2 separate regions of the Homo sapiens genome follow, and region 2 is linked to region 1. A link is a loop called in an ENCODE intact Hi-C map of the cell type or tissue named here. Cell type or tissue: PC-3. All regions are shown on one strand. Each heading gives the region's core, and the rest is flanking DNA. Links, peaks and the distances in the headings are about the cores only.

Evidence for each region. Hi-C counts contacts between places; a loop is a spot of excess contacts. Peaks named below come from ENCODE experiments on the same cell type or tissue, not always from the same donor. Only the 100,000 strongest peaks of a DNase experiment are listed, where the experiment ranks them.
Region 2: it touches region 1 in a loop (2.5-fold over the local background); 3 of 110 quality-filtered maps call a loop at or near these places.

The regions. Positions count from the first base shown.
Region 1 is chr3:178,137,358-178,145,589 of GRCh38, reverse strand. No RefSeq gene overlaps it. Among named protein-coding and RNA genes, the nearest start is that of LINC01014, 280 kb to the left of the region's middle. In PC-3, for the core only: no CTCF peak of the experiment used is centred there; a DNase peak (open chromatin) is centred at 4,969; H3K27ac peaks cover 883 bases.
Region 2 is chr3:177,618,811-177,627,042 of GRCh38, reverse strand. The region is part of intron 2 of LINC00578 (long intergenic non-protein coding RNA 578); the gene reads right to left. LOC124900562 (small nucleolar RNA SNORA18) reads left to right here and starts at 2,634; the gene lies at 2,634-2,761. In PC-3, for the core only: a CTCF peak has its summit at 4,326; no DNase peak of the experiment used is centred there; H3K27ac peaks cover 1,131 bases.

The sequences.
Region 1 (8,232 bases), core at 2,718-6,717:
ATAATGGCTATCAATATTTAATTTCTACTGGAGGTCTCCAGACTGGTGTGTGGAGGCTTCCCAAGGAGTGCGTAGGTACTTGCATAGTTTCAGAAAGGACTTCTGAGATCCTTAATTTTTATATGTGCTGTTCCCTAAAAGTGATTTATCTAAGAACTTACTTCCCAAACAGGTCTTCTTTCCAGCTTCCTCTTTCATAACTATTCTACTTTTACCTTATAAAATACAAATGTCACTTTTATCTATTTCTAACGTCATCAAAGTACACTTTCCTGGGCTCAAAAAGTCCCTTTGTGTCTAATATTTGGACTATTTGAAATATTGTTGTAGGTGTCAGGAAAGTGAACGATCTCAATTACTGGGCAATAAAATTTTTTGCAAGTCCTGTATTTTCCAATTATTGTCTTTCAACAGAATTGAAGAAGATCTTGATTAAGTTGTTGGCTAATATATCTTTGAAATAATTTTATATGATAAATCACTAGGGCATGTAACTTGGAAAGTGTTCAACGAATTGTGTGTCATTACTATAATAAAACTACTTCCATTTCTATCTGTATTTTTATGTGGACAACAGTTTTTTAGCACTTCCATCTATAAAAAAAATAGGAACAGAATCGATGATGAATCCTGGTTCACCTAGCAGCGAGTCATATTCATCTACAGATAGAAGCTTCATATATCTTAAGAAATACATTTCCAATATTTTTTCCTTTATGTTAATAATAATTCATCAAAGTTTGTTATACAGTTATGCTGTTACTATTGCATACTACTATAAATTATAATGATCACTCAACTCAAAATACTTTTTAAACAGAACTATATGGTCCCAGGAAATTCACACAAAAGATTTAGAGGCATACATTTTTATTGCAGAAAAATATAATAGGGTAATCAATAACAGACTTTCCACCATAAAACATACGTTAGCAAGATAAAATTCTGTAGGGTAAAGGGAATGGAAGTAGGAGTTTAAGAAGGCAAAATTGATGTTTCTCCTAAAAAGTGCTTGTTCATGTATTTTTTTAATGGATAATGGTGGCTCTCAAATCACTACGATATATGGATTCTTTGGAACCAATTTAAGAATGATGTAAAAATTTTATTTTAAATTGCCAATATTTATGTCATGCCAGAAATTATATCATTTATAAGTAGTTAAAATTAAGACAAAAGATTTTAGATGTCAACTTAAACATTTGTGAAAGGGCACATAATTTGTAAATGTTCTTTTAGGGCATACATGGGGAAAAATTGTTGAAGACTTCTGTCTTTCACTGTAAGATATTAGATTGAACATCTCCATGTATGTTTATTATTTCTATCCCTGCGACACCAGCAGCTTTTTTCTTCTACTCGCAAGCCACCCTTCTTTTTTAATTGCTCCATGAGGGTTATTGTGTATGCAGGTCCAGAAGAAAACAACAAACCATGTGGTGCCTGCCCGGCAGTTAACAAGGCTCATGCCCCAGCACACTGGCTCATTTCTGTACAACAGCCCCTTACTACATGAACCTCAATTTCATGCCTGAGTAAAATTACAAATCACCACATGTCATGGTCCTTCATGGTCACTTGCACAGAGTTGACATCGTGAACATAAAACTTGTAAATACTATGAATCTACTAAAATTCCCCATTTACAGATGAAGAAATTGATGTTCCAAGAGACAAAATGACTTGCCCAAATTTATACTGCTGGTAGAAGGCAGATCCAGGTAGGTCTCAAAACTGTAAATCTGAATTTACATTATATATATATAATATATATGTATGTGTACACACATACACACACATATACATACCTGTGTGTATGCATATGTTTATATTTATATATCAGTGTTTGCATGTGTAAATTAGCTGAAACTAATATTAGACTAGTGGAACTATTGTGCCTCAACCTCAGAGACTGTACATATGATGCATAGAGAAGAGGTCCTATGAGGTGGACTCTTTTGTTCTGCAGAAAGAGAAAGAAGTGGGGAACTGGAGGACGACATCCTATGTGATCCCTGTCAGCCACTAAACTTTTTTTTTAATCTTATAGGTAGAAAAAAAAGTGTATATGCAGAAGACTGAGGAGCTTCTTTTCAGGTGGGACTTTGTGTGACATCAGGGCAGAGATTAGGTTTTCTAGAAGCTCATATTTGAACCAAGGAAGAAGAGGGTCATCTTCTCTATCTCTGCACAAAACACAGCACTTCTCTGGCATTAGAAAAGGAATGTGAGAAGGGGTCTGGCTGCTTTAGGAGCATCAGGAAAGGGCACCTGGACCTGGATAGCAATCATTCTAATGGAACACAGGAGGAAGGATGGTACCAGTCAGGTCATTTTCAGAGGGGTCCTTTAAGTGCTGGCATAGCGATGGTAGGCTACGAGCAGAAAGGGAGCACGCAGCAGACAAACACACTCATTCACAGAATGGTTCAAGACAATATGTAAAACTTCAAAATGCTTTCGGGAATTTTTCAAGGACCTAGTCTACCTGAAAGTTTGTTGGTTAATAACCAAACAAAAATAAAGACAAAAGCAAAATTAGAAACTGGATATTAGTCCTGTTGTGATCCCATTTGTGCCTCTAGGCTAGTAAGGCCTAGGTATTTGAGACAATGTATGCATTCATATATTGTAATGCATCTATATTATATGTAAAAATGTATTTTGATAAATTCATAAATGTTTCTCACATTCTTTGGTTTTACCTTATCAGCCAGATGTTCATTTGTTGAATAGATATTCACTGAATATCTGTTGGGCTGGGAGAAAATGATGAACAAGACATACAAAGTCCTTGGGTTTTTTTGTTTGTTTGTTTGTTTTGTTTTTTTTCAGACAGAGGTTCACTCTTGTTGCCCAGGGTGGAGTGCAGTGGCGTGATCTTGGCTTACTGCAACTTCTGCTTCCTGGGTTCAAGTGCTTCTCCTGTCACAGCTTCCCTAGTAGCTGGTATTACAGGCATCCACCACCACGCCTGGTTAATTTTTTTGTAGTTTTTTTTAGTAGAGACAGTGTTTCATCATGTTGGCCAGGCTGGTCTCAAACTCCCGACCTCAGGTGATCCACCTGCCTTGGCCTCCCAAAGTGCTGGGATTACAGGGTTGAGCCACTGCACCCAGCCAGTCCCTGCTTTTATGGAGCTAATAATCTAGTGAGAGAAATGGTTGGTAAACAAACAAACAAAAATGGTGTGATTTCTAATAGTGATAATATCATGAGGCTTCTTTACATGGACGTAAGAAAGGTCTCCATGGGAAGTCATCTGAGTAGAGACCTAATCCCCATCATTTGAAAATATAGTGTAGTAGTTCTCAACCCTGAGTGTACATAAGCATTACCTGGGAGACTTTTTTAAAAACTAGTGCATAGGCCCCTTTAAAAACCATTTAAATAAAAATGTCTAGAAATGGGGCTTGGGCATTTGTATTGTTAATAGTTCCCCGGGTGATTCTAACGTTCAGTCATTGTTGGCAACTTCTTACTCAGGTAAAAGTGGGGCAAGCAGAGATAATGGTATATTCACACTTATGTGTCCACAGATATATGCTTGGCAGGCAGAAGGAACAGAAAAGAAGGGAAGAAAAAAAGAGTTGAGATCAGAAAGAAAAGTATGGCCAGATCATGTAGGCCTTGTGAGGTCATGGTAATAGGTTTATACTTTATTTTAAACATGAGAAGTCATTATATTATACCTACTAGGTCATGTTGATAAAAGGGGAGAAAGAGAAAAGAAACAGAAAATTCCCACTTTTCCAAGCTTCTCAATGTAAAAACACAAAGATACATTCTTTTTAATCACGAGGTCATGTTAATCATCCAATCTCTGGCAAATGAATGAGTTTTCCCTACCAATAGAATTTAGAGAGAAATGAAATGTTAATCTGTTGAAGATGAGCCACCGTCACCCTGAAAAGAAAAATAAGTGGAAGGACACTGTACCACTGGATGATGTCATGGAAGGAAGGAAGGAAGGAAGGAAAGAAGGGAGGGAGGGAGGGAAGAAGGAAGGAAGGAAGGAAGGGAGGGAAGAAGGGAGGGAGGGAAGAAGGAAGGAAGGGAGGGAGGAAGGAAGGGAGGGAGGGAGGGAAGAAGGAAGGAAGGAAGGGAGGAAGGAAGGGAGGGAGGGAGGGAAGAAGGAAGGAAGGAAGGGAGGGAGGGAGGGAGGGAAGAAGGAAGGAAGGAAGGAAGGGAGGGAAGAAGGAAGGGAGGGAGGGAGGGAGGGAAGGAAGGAAAAAGGTACGTATGGAGGGTGGAAGGAAGGAAGGGAGGGAGGGAGGGAGGGAAGAAGGAAGGAAGGAAGGGAGGGAGGGAGGGAGGGAGGGAGGGAGGGAAGGAAGGAAAAAGGTACGTATGGAGGGTGGAAGGAAGGAAGGAGGGAGGGAGGAAGGAAGGAGGGAGGGAGGAAGGAAAAATAGTCACTATGTATAAATACACACAATTGCAAGGAGTATAGGCACACATATTTAGAAATCTGTGTTCAGGATTTATTGTTGCTGAAATGCAAAGAAATGCCATCTCAGCTAAGAGCTACTTTTAAATTGTTGTTATTTGACATATTTTTAATGATCTAATTTTTCTATCTCAGTGTATGTTCTTTCCCTGCTGTGGTTTTCTGTTTAGCCCTATCTGTTGGAAAGAGACAAGTAAAGAACTGTTTATCCTCAAGATGAAATATTTCGACAATTAAGGCCAAGATTTCTGAAAATACATAAATTGAAATTTATGCTTTTTTAGAGCACTTAAGAAAGAATAGCTTACTAATCTATCACAAATATAGAAATGCAGATATAGAGTTTGCTATGTTTTCTTATTTTATTTTATTGTACTGATTGTGAAATGTTACGAAGCAAGAAGGATTTTGTTTCCCCTAGAATGAAAAGAGAACAGTCATAAAGTCCAGTCATTCCATTGAGCTTCATGTAGCACATTGGAAGAGTTGTTATAATTCCCACTATTATTCAAGTGTGTAATTGTGTTTTCCTGTGGAAACTAGATAAATATTTACCCATTCCCCATAAGCAAGTGACTCAGAGCTTCCTATACTACGTGAAACTGCACAAGTGCTATTAAGAAGAATATTCCCCTGGTTATAGTTTATTAGCCACTAGAGACAATGGGGCCACCAACCAGGGTATTGAGATCCTGTCCCCCAAATGATCTTCACGGCGTTGTTACACTTTCTCTCAACTTCTTTAGAGGAAAACCTGACCCATGATATGGAACACAGTCTTCATAGGGAGATGAATCTGAATTTGAGCCTTGGCTTAGCTACATGCCAGCTAACTGACAATGAATGGATGTGCTACTGACTTCTCTGACCCTCTGGGTTCCCTCCGCTGCTCAACATAATTAACAATACTTGTCCTAGTGTGGTTGTTATGGCACTAGGTGATTAGAAACAAACAAACAAAAAAAACTTTGTTTTGAACCTCACACCTAGTATATAGCACATTTTCTTTTTAGTTTAGCACAATATGTTTGGTCATTTGACATATTTTAGATACAAATTACACAAACTATCAACTCAAATTTCTACAATGGCTTCCTATTTCAAAGCTGTGTTAATGAGTGTATTCTCTCTAGGTAAACTCATTAACACAGGATTGAAAGATTGCTACCATTGGGGCTTAACCTATGCTGATTAATAGAGAACCTATTTCTGACTACACATCCCACCTTCTATTCTGATACATCTACATAGTATTACTCTACTAATGTTTTTTGTTAGAATATACCAAAGATTTTTCGTGTCTATGTCTTTGATCATACTATTTTTCCCTACCTAGATTTCTTCCACATAATAATCAAATCTATGAAAATTCTACTCATCTTTCAAAGTCCAGAGCAAATGGCTACTCAATTAAGTTTTCCTTAATTCCTGTAGTGAGATTTAATTCTATGTTCCTCATTCCTCTGTTATAGCATGTAATGAAGCCATTATATTATAGTTATTTGTATAATGCTGTTTTGTACATCATTTTGTGAATTACATGAAAAAGGAAATTTGGCATAGGTCACTTTGCATCAATACTTTTTATGGATTGAATTTATATAAAAAGACTTAAGTTATCAATGTTATTAAAGGTTTAAATAGAAATCAGGTTTTACATTCATTGCTAGTTTTTTCTTCACTCTATTTTCTTTATTAGCACAAGGACAGTAATATTCTACCCAACTCTTTTAGCAAGGTTCTTTCCATTTGGATATCCAGATAACATTTTCAGTCTGAAGTCCAGCTGTTTGCAATTTTACTGCTTGTACTCCAACTCAGGCCTCACTTAAATTTCTTTTAATGGACCATCTGTTCAACTTGTGAGTGTTAGTGGTACTAAAGTGTCCTTCTTGAAAATTTTGAAACTTTTATTTCTTTGAATCCTTAAGTGTCTGTACTTCTCTATATTTCTCCACTCTGTGGGAGTGGCTGAAGGTTTAAGCTCCAGGCCTTGTTCCTTCACCAGCAAGCATGACCATATCTTCAAATCAATTGTGTTCAAGTTATTTTGCTCCTATTAAGACCAAACTTACTTTAAATGTACAAGTGTTTTGTAAGAAGGGAAAGTTTTATCATTATGTTATCCCCTTCATAATGGTTCATCTTTGTTAGAAAGTCAATGTTAGAGAAAGGTACATGGCTTTTTGATTAAGACAATTTCATGTCTCTTCTGAGCTAAAAAATATTGACAGGCAACATCTTGGTAGTATGAGATGCAAAATACAACCATACATTTTAAGGACTTATGCTTACCAATGGAGCTCCGTAGCGTGTTGCCTGAATCAACTTCAGTAACTGACAATTCCATCTGTGCCCTTTTCAGGAACATCTATTCAAGATATTTACAGCTCAGATATGCAGGTTGGTTCTGGTATTATATGCTCCATATATTCTTTTCAATCTTTTCTCTCCCATGTAAAAGTGTAAAAATAGACTTTTATTGAGGTTTCAGGGCATCTTTGGTGCCACAGTAGCTCAAGAAGAGCCTTTTATTTTTTTAAAATAAAATTGTAAGTGTCCTAGGACTGTCATATACAGGAGACTAAGCTCTTTTGCTATTTAAAAATTTTATGTGATCATAAATCTGTTCCATAGTCAAGTTACAGTTTTATAATACATTGTAACCTTTTCCTTTTTCACGTCCTCCATTTTTTCCAAGGGATACATGTGCATTTTATTAGTTTTATTTCATTTAGAAAAATCATGGTATTTTTAATTTGCAAAATACCCTGCATTGATTGCATTCATTAATGACAGTTGCACGAATTAAGAGAACAGCATATTTGTAGATGACAAGTCATCAAAATTAGAATTGGAATTCAAGAACACAATAATTGCATGGAAAGAGAAGCACTGCCAAGTAGCCTTGTTTTGTGAGATGCCCCCTCATGTAGTACATGAGCCCAATAACATATCACTACTAATTTCTCTGAGGTTTACTTTTGGTTTCAAATGAAGTTTTTCATGCATTTCCACACATCTGGATTTTATAGCACCCTCTTTTACTCTCCTAAGCAAGTTTCATCTGTCTTGATGAAAAACATTTTTAAGTCGGAAACTCTAAAACATTTACAGAATAGCTTCTGTGCGTCAGAACTATAATATGAGAACACTTTTCATCTGCCTTAGAGCATTTTTCTTTAAAGAATTTTTGAGTGCTTAAAGTCATTGTTGCTACAAATCTATTTAGCCTCCCTGGGAGGGAGTGACCAGTAATAAGGTACTTATTTTATAATTGAGGATGCACACAAATCGAGTGAGATAATTTGCTAAAGGACATATGATATATGCTAAAAGAATGTCTATTTGCTTGTATATCTATGTTGGAAGATGGAAGAGAATAAGTTTCTTGAATATTAAGCTCCAGGTGCTTAATTACTACAAAAACAAAAGGATTTTTATCAGATGTACAAATTTACTCTTTGGTTCTGTAAGGGACAATTTTTGTTGTTTTCTGGCTCCCAAAGACCTACTGTTTGGTTCTTATTAGGAACAGTGCTCCATCATACTGGGGAAGTCAGTGAGGGTAGATATTCTGTCTTAGTAAGACAAATGACTTAGAGTTACACAAACGATTTCTTTGTGGGACTCATCTGAGACTCAGAACCTTGAAAGAGAGCTGCAGAGATTTAGGGAGACTTAGAGATTATTCTTGGTGCTAACAATGGAGAATAGAGAACAGTGATGAGAGCAGGAAGTGCCCCATGGCCGTGCTGTCCCAGCGCATCCTAGCCAGTTTC
Region 2 (8,232 bases), core at 2,627-6,626, 520 kb after region 1:
GAATGGGATGTAACATCATGGTACATATTTGAATTATTAAAAAGGATTGAAATACATTGCAGCTGAGCCGCAAGGATATCAGAGGCCAACACCTACAGAGAAAAATTCAATATTAAACAAGTGATGGCAGCTTTAAGTTCAATAGGCATTGAGAAGTCTCTTTGGGCAGGGAGGGAGCAGAACAGGCACTGATGAGGGTTAATATTCAGTGGAGGTAGAAAAGGCAATCCGCTATGATCCAAGACATTTTTTGCTCACCTGCTGGATGATATTTAAAATTTCTTTGACTTTAGTGTTTGGAATTTTGCTTCAATGCTTGATTAAGCATGTATTTGTGGGTTTCAATAGCCATTCTTTTTCTCCGTACCAGACAGACGGGAGTGAAGCAGTCCCATTCAGGAGGAGTACCACCAAACCAGTAACCAGAGACATTCATTAGGGTCTGCCTAGATTTGAACATGTTTGTAATTAATAACCTAGGATGGCTATTTTTATGTGTCAACTTGACTAGGCTATGATACCCAGATATTTCATCAAAAGCCAGTCTGGATGTTGCTGTGAACATATTTTTTAGATGAGATTAACATTTAAATCAGTAGACTTTGAATAAAGCAGATTGTTCTCCATAATGTGGGTGGGCCTTATCCAATTAGTTGAAGGCCTTAAGAGAAAAAAAAAAAGACTGCGATCTCCTAAGGAAGAGAAGAGTCTGTCTCCAGACTGCGTTCAGACTCAAACTACAATGTCAACTCCTCCCTGTGTCTCCAGCCTGCTGGCTTTCCCTGTAAATTTCAGACTTGCCAGCACCCACAATCATGTGAGCCAATTCTTACTTTAAAATCTCTCTCTCTCTCTACAGACACACACACACATACACACACACACACACACACACACACACACACATCCTATTTGTTCTGTTGATCTGGAAAACCCTGACTAATACATATCCCCTAAAACCCCTTAGGGTTTAGATCCAGAACTTGAAATAAAAAGAAATTTATTTGAGTGATGAGAACACATGGACACACAGCGGGGAACAACACACACTGGGGCCTACCGGAGGGTGGAGGGTGGGAGCAGGGAGAGGATCAGGAAAAATAACTGATGGATACTAGGCTTAATACCTGGGTGATGAAATAATCTACACAACAAACCCCCATGGCACATGTTTACCTATGGAAAAAACCTGCACATCCTGCACATGTACCCCTGAACTTAAAATCAAAGTTAAAAAAAAAAGACACTTATTTGAGTATAATAAACTCAGAGATTCTGAGTAAATAATAACATTTTGTTAAACAATTTAAATTAAACCTAAATAACTGATTAGAGGAACACTAAAAATTTTTGAACTAAGTTTTGAATATGGGATCCCAGCAACCCAATCTTATGATCGGGATTCATGATTATTCTCTTTCCTTTTTACCTTTTTGTTTTATGGTCTATTGTCTTGTAAGTTTCTGAACTAAAACTGGTAGTCAGCTTTTGTGGAGGTTTTGCTATCTCTCCAGAAATTCCTTATGCACTCCCTCTGCATTCTGTCTCTTTCCCGACTATTCTTTTCTTAGAAAGGAGTATGTTGTAGTGAAAAGATCAAGGTCTTTGAAGTAAAAACAAAAAATGTTCATTTGAATCCTGGATCTGAAGAAAACACCGGCTGTGGAAACTTGTCCAAGTCATTTAACCTCTCTAAGCCCCAGTTTCCTCATCCCTCAAGATCCTCACAAAGAGAGTACTCAGATTAAATAAGGTAACAAATGTTCAGACCCTAGTGTTTATACAGGAAGGTACTGACTTCCATGTGAGGTGACTGAAGCCTAGTGAACAAGCTTCTTGGTTTCTTTACTTAAAAAGTCCCTGATCGTAAAAATATCAACAAACATGTAATTTAGAAAGCAGAGGACATCTCTGCTATCCTTGGCAGCTGCAAAGAAAGTCAGTCAAAAGGAATATATTATTTCGATGTAGTCTAACTTCTATAACAAACAACTCCCCAGTTGCAGCAGCTTGACATAGTGAAACTGTTATTTCTTGCTCATGTCACAGCGCAGTGTGGGAGGATGGAGGGACTCTGTTCCACATTCATTCATGAACCCAGGCACCTTCAATCTTGTGGCTCCACCCTCATATTGGCCCTTAAAGTTCTTTCAAGGTAGCTAATGAGAAAAAAGGCAGAAAAGAGAACGTGATGACCACACAAAGGAAGCGTATGTAGGTTATTTCTGCAAGTGGCACGTGTTGCTCCAGCTCATATCCAATTGGCCAGAATGCCACTGCATAGCCTTACCTGGAACACGTGGTGTCTCCCTGTGCCCAGGGAGACAAAAACAACAATGTTGGTGAACTTGGGCATACATTCATCTCAAGAGCCATAAAGGCCTGTTAGATTAGATTTGTTTGTTCTTAACTGTTTACTCGCCGTTACTCATGCATATCCTTTGATCTGTGTTCAGGCCTTTGATTTTATGTAAATGCCTAGGCGTACACATTTTCCTATAAGCCGAACTTAATAATGAGAAAAGAGGTAGACCAGAAGTCTCTTAGTGTCTAAAGTAGAAACAAAAAGATAGCTGTTAAGACAGAAGATGAAAAATAGAGAGGCTCAGAGTGCAAAAGGAAATGATACATTTTTTGAGGTCTTTCCCGATGGGACTTTTCTGTAGGCTGCACATCATTGGAAACGCCTCATAGAGTTAACTCTGTGGTTTTACTTTACTCACAGGACTCTTGTTAGATCTGTGGGAACTACAAGACAGTTGCTACAAGTATGAAAAAGACTGTTACTAAATATATGAAAGACCTGATAATTTACTTTTTTACCTTATGTATTGGCATATTCCACACTCTGCACTATTCTTGAGTGTGATCGCTTAGGAATGAATATGATTTGAACTCACTCAGGTTTAGAGAGGGTGTCACATTGAGAACTAGGCAGATCCACCTACACTAAAAATGACCCTAAAGTAAATTGGTTGAAGAAATTAGATCTTAAAGATTCTTGATTTTTCCAAAGGTAAATTTTGAAATCTTCATCAGTATAGCCATATTAAAAGGAGATGACGACAGATGCCAAAAATCAAAGAATTATGGCCTGACAGGACAACTGCATTAAAATAAGCATCAGTTTCATTAAAAAGGGCTAACTTGAAGATAAATCTTTTGAAGATAAATTTTGACTCCAGCTCTTTAGAGGATCTAAAGTGACCTCGATGGACAGTGGAAGAACTTACAACATGGAATTCCTTGAATAAAAATCTATTGACTTTAAATAATTTTGCCTAATGTTACACACACACAGTTAAAACGAAAACACCTCTTTACACTGTCAAAAAAAGAAGAAGAAAATGATAGATTTTCACATTGCCCCATTGATGCCATTAAAAATCTATATAATCACTAGAGTCAAGTATTAGAAATGCTATCTTCTGTGGCCGCGTTCTCTTTCAAGGCCTATTAGTCCCTAAATTATCTCCCTGGGCACATGGCAACACTACATGTTCCAGGTAAGGCTATGTGTTGAGAAACAGTAGTGCTGGCTAAAGCCTCACAGTGAAATTAACATCCAGTGAAATTAATCTATTTGCAGGCTGCAAATGCCTATAGCAGTTGATGACTGTGATGAAAAGTGCTTTCACTTTCATGGACTATTTCAAACTTCCAAGAGAAGTTAAGGTGGAAACAAACATGAGCCAGACTCCCTAGTTCCCCATCTCTTTTCCTTTCTTCTGGGTCTTATCCACATTCTGTACCCTGAAAAAGCCCAGATCTTCTCCTGTACCTGCCCTATGTGCTGTCTCCAACCATCCTTAAAGCAAGGCCTCTGCCAAACACACAGAGTGAGGAGCCACCTATATGGCATGATGTTTGTCTTGACATGAGTGGAGACCACAGAGGCTTCCCCACACTCCCTTTGCAGATCTATCAGCGTTCTCCTGTACAACTACAGTGCCAGGACACTCCAGTTTTAGCTGCGCGTTGGTGTAGGGCATTGAAGGCCTCATAAAAATTACAGCTATCTGACAGCACTGATAGTCAAAGCCACTATCTATTAAGTGGTTACTATATGCTAGTGACTTTATATATGCTAGGTTATTAATCCCACCACAACCCTAGCAGTATTATTACTTCCACTGAAAACTGAGTTTTAGTGAGGTTAAGCAAACAACCCAAGGCAGCATAGCTAATAAAAGACAGAGCCAGGATTTAAACCTAATTCCATCTGACTCCTCCTACATGAAACAATTATAGCAAACATTTGTTGAAAGCTTACTACATGCCAATCATTGTTCTGAGCTCCTTACTTGTGTTAACTCATTTTTTCCCACAACAATTCTAGGAAGCAAACACTGCTATTGCCACCTTTTTGCAGAGGAAGGTACTGAGGTGAAGCGACTTGCCCAAACCCTACAAAAAGTAAGTGGTTAGAGCTGGGACTGCAATCCAGAGCTCTCTGTATTGAGACCAATCCACTCTTTTTTTTTTTTTTTTCATTCTTATATGTTTTAATTGTAAAATTTTCAAAAATTCCTACTTCCATGTCATCACCTAGATTTAACGACTATTGACATTTTGCTATATTTGCTTCAGTTTTTGTTGAAATACTTTAAAATAAGTTAACATGTCATAGTATTTTACTCCTTAATACTTCAGCGTGCATCTCTAAAGATGGATTTTTTTTACATAATCACAATAGCATTATCACACCTGATAAAATATATTACCAATTCCCTAATACCATATTCAAAATTCTGTAATTGTTCCAAAAGTATCTTTTCTACAGTTGGTTTGTTCAAACTAGTATCCTGCGAAAAATCATGAATAACATTTGCTAATTATATAATTCTAAAACACCTCCTTCCTACTCCCTTTTTGTACCATGACATTAATTGCTAAGGAATCAAGATCAGTCTATAGAATGATCTGCCTTCTGGATTTGTTTATTTCCTTGTGGTGCTGATTAAGTTTTTCCTCTAGTTTCTGTGTTTCTTATGAAGTGGAAACTTTAACTAAAGGCTTGAGTAGATTCACTTTCAGCAAGAATGCTTCATAGATGATATTGCAACTTCATATTGTACCACATTTGGATCTTCACAGTAACTGGCCATTGCATCAACAGCAGTGTCAAGAGCATCATAGCATCGGATGATGATGGACAGATGCCTCTGCTGCAGAGTTATGCCCCCGCCCCAACACTCAATTGGCAATCATCTGGGGAAGTCTGTCACAATGGTCCCTGTCCACCTTTCTTTTAGTGGTTTCAGCATCTGTCAAAGGTTCTTATTTGAATTTCCATCCTATCAAGGGCTGCAAAATGGTGACTTTCTGACCGTATTATTGCATCTACATTCACAGCTGACATTCTTCAATAAAGAAAAGTTTTCCTTCATCAAGTAGAACTATTTAGTTATGCTGAAATTCAGTATCTTCTAGAAAGACATTAAATCTTTAATTATTTTTAATTCTCAATTCTCAGAATAACCAATTCATGTAATAATCACCTCCAGTGATGGCAAATGAGTTTTGTTTTGGAAGACATTCTCTTTTCTAGTTATGTACTTGCGGAGTTTTATATATTCATAGTCATTTTTAAATGCTCAGGTTGTCTCACACTTGCCACTGTATACTCTTCAACTAGAATGCTACTTAACCCAGATTAAAATCCACGTTTCCCGTGTAGTAACTGAGTGACTCTTGCTTCTGTGCCTCTGTCTCTCAGAAATAAAACTGGAATTCAAAATTCTATAGAGCTTATAAGATGGTTGTAGTAATTAAATGAGACAGGTCAGCTACCAGGCTTAGCGAAGGCCATAAACAAAGAAAGAATGTGACAAATGTTAGTTGCTCCTATTTTCATATCATCACCATCTAATGCTAAGTCTTCACTAGGGAAGGAATTAGGGTCTGGAGATGCGGTGGTAAAGGGAAGAGCAAGGGTCTCAAATGCTTTAGAGAGAAGATTCTCACCCAGAACAGTGACACATGAGGGCTTTGCAGGGCCAGGAACAGGTAAAGAAACTAGGAACCTGGTGAAGGGAAGAAGGCAGGAGGCAGAATAAAATATTCCTGGAAAAAAATTATTTTTGTTTGTTTCACAGTTTTCTCAGGGCCTATTCTATTCCAAGATATCGAAAAGAATGCTGGTGAAACTAGAGCTAAGTGGCTGTCTCAGAACCTACCAGAGTAGAGAGGTCAGGTCATTTCTAGGCTTCAGGTGGCTTGTCCACCTGTCCTGCCAGCCCAGTCTCAGTTTGGGCATTAGCTGATGGGCTAAGCTGCTTGTTTCATGCTGGTCTGTAAGAAGAGCTTACAAGTGGGAAGACAAGTTCAGCATCATCTTCAAATGACAATGGTCATATGAAATACTAAAGATAGTTTCCTGTAAAAACCTCCCACAGAAACGAAAAGTTTTTAAATAAAACATGTCATCCAAAATTGTAAAGTGAGAAAGATTGTTTTCATCTCATGTCTTTGAATTGTATTGTGAGAGGTATTGGTCTTCTTCCACCAATCCAAAGTTAAGGACAAATAAATTTCATTGTATCGGAAACTTTGGAGGAAAAATTTGATGCTATTATTTTCCTTCCATGGAAATTTTATTCTGGGGATATATTTCCGTAGCAAATGCATAGTAGTTGCCAAAGAAACAAGTTAATAGTAGGCTTGATAAGAGGGATTTCTTAAAATGAAGAGCCGTTTTATCCTCCCCACCATGTCTTTCCCTTTCAGAATACTTGCTGACTCACCCCAGCCTCCCAGAACATAAACGACGGTGTTATAGCCACGAAATCCTACAAAAACCACTTCACTTCCGAGCATGTACACACATATATGTGTGCGTGGAATGTGCGCATGTGTGTTTAGGGGGTGGAAGTAAGGGCTTTCCTTCTTTCTCTTTTTATTCTCTTTTTTTTTTTTCAGACAGAGTCTTACTCTATTGCCCATGCTGGAGTGCAATGGCGCTATCTCCGCTCACTGCAACCTCCGCCTCCCGGGTTCAAGCGATTCTCCTGCCTCAGCCTCCCAAGTAGCTGGGATTACAGGCACCCACCACCATGCCCGGCTAATTTTTGTATTTTTAGTAGAGACGGGGTTTCACCATGTTAGCCAGGCTGGTCTCAAACTCCTGACCTCGCTATCTGCCCGCCTCAGCCTCTCAAAGTGCTGGGATTACAGGTGTGAGCCACTGGGCCTGGCCTATCTTTTTATTCCTTAATAAAAAATGTTTGTTTCCTCACAACTTGACAGGAACTGGCTCTGAGATTTACAGAAATAACTGAAGGGATATCGCTCATGCAAATTATCCTGCTTCTTCATTAGCTGTGGTGCTCACAACAGCCAAAGCTCTCCGTCCTCCCTCTTTTTAGGTCATGTTAGGCTTTCCTTTATAATCATATTCAGTGGACTAGCATGCCTCAGTAGAATGTTGAGTGACTTGAAAAATACTTGGCTACCAGACAAGAAAGTAAAACAAAAGCTACGTGTGTAACGTTTAACAAAGGAACATTCAGAATCTTCCCTCTGGGAGAAACAAAGCAGCAAAGAACACCCTCGTCCTCCTCTCCCAAATAAAAACTGGGAGAAAACATCCTGGAAAATAAATGCCAACACCAGAAGCCAGTTACTAGGAAGAAACATGATGAAGTTTTAAACCATTTACTCTCATTTTGTTCTTTTAAACCAAGGCCACTAATAACCTCAGAAATGTCGACTGATTATCTTCTTTCTGCTTGGTTGGTATATCTGTACCAAAATGTTCAGATGGAAGGTAAACAAAGGCCTAGCAGCTCAGATTTTTTAAAATTTGAACTGGAACTCATTTATTTGTATTTCAAAATTCCGAGGCAGATTACCTGGAAGACATCCAAAACCTCAGAAGCCAAAAGTTCTGCCAAGCATTTTTCAGCTTGGTAATCGGTAATATAATACAGCCAGATCATTAAAGAAATCCTGTTCTGAATTCCCTTGAAGTTTCTAAGGCAAAGTTTAAACAAAAATTATTTCCTTCAGAGTCTCCTATGCATGATAAGTTTCCATCTGTGCATAAGGAAACAGCATAGTAGATTAGACACCTTGACTAAGAACAAATAAACACAACAAAAATAAACGTACATTGCATTTCTCTCTAGACCTGCATGGCTGTGTATTCACAAAGCAAAACATTGTATATCTTTCGTCTCTTAGGAAGAAGTTGTTTATTACTCCTTTGCTTTGTCATGGCCATCTTGCTCA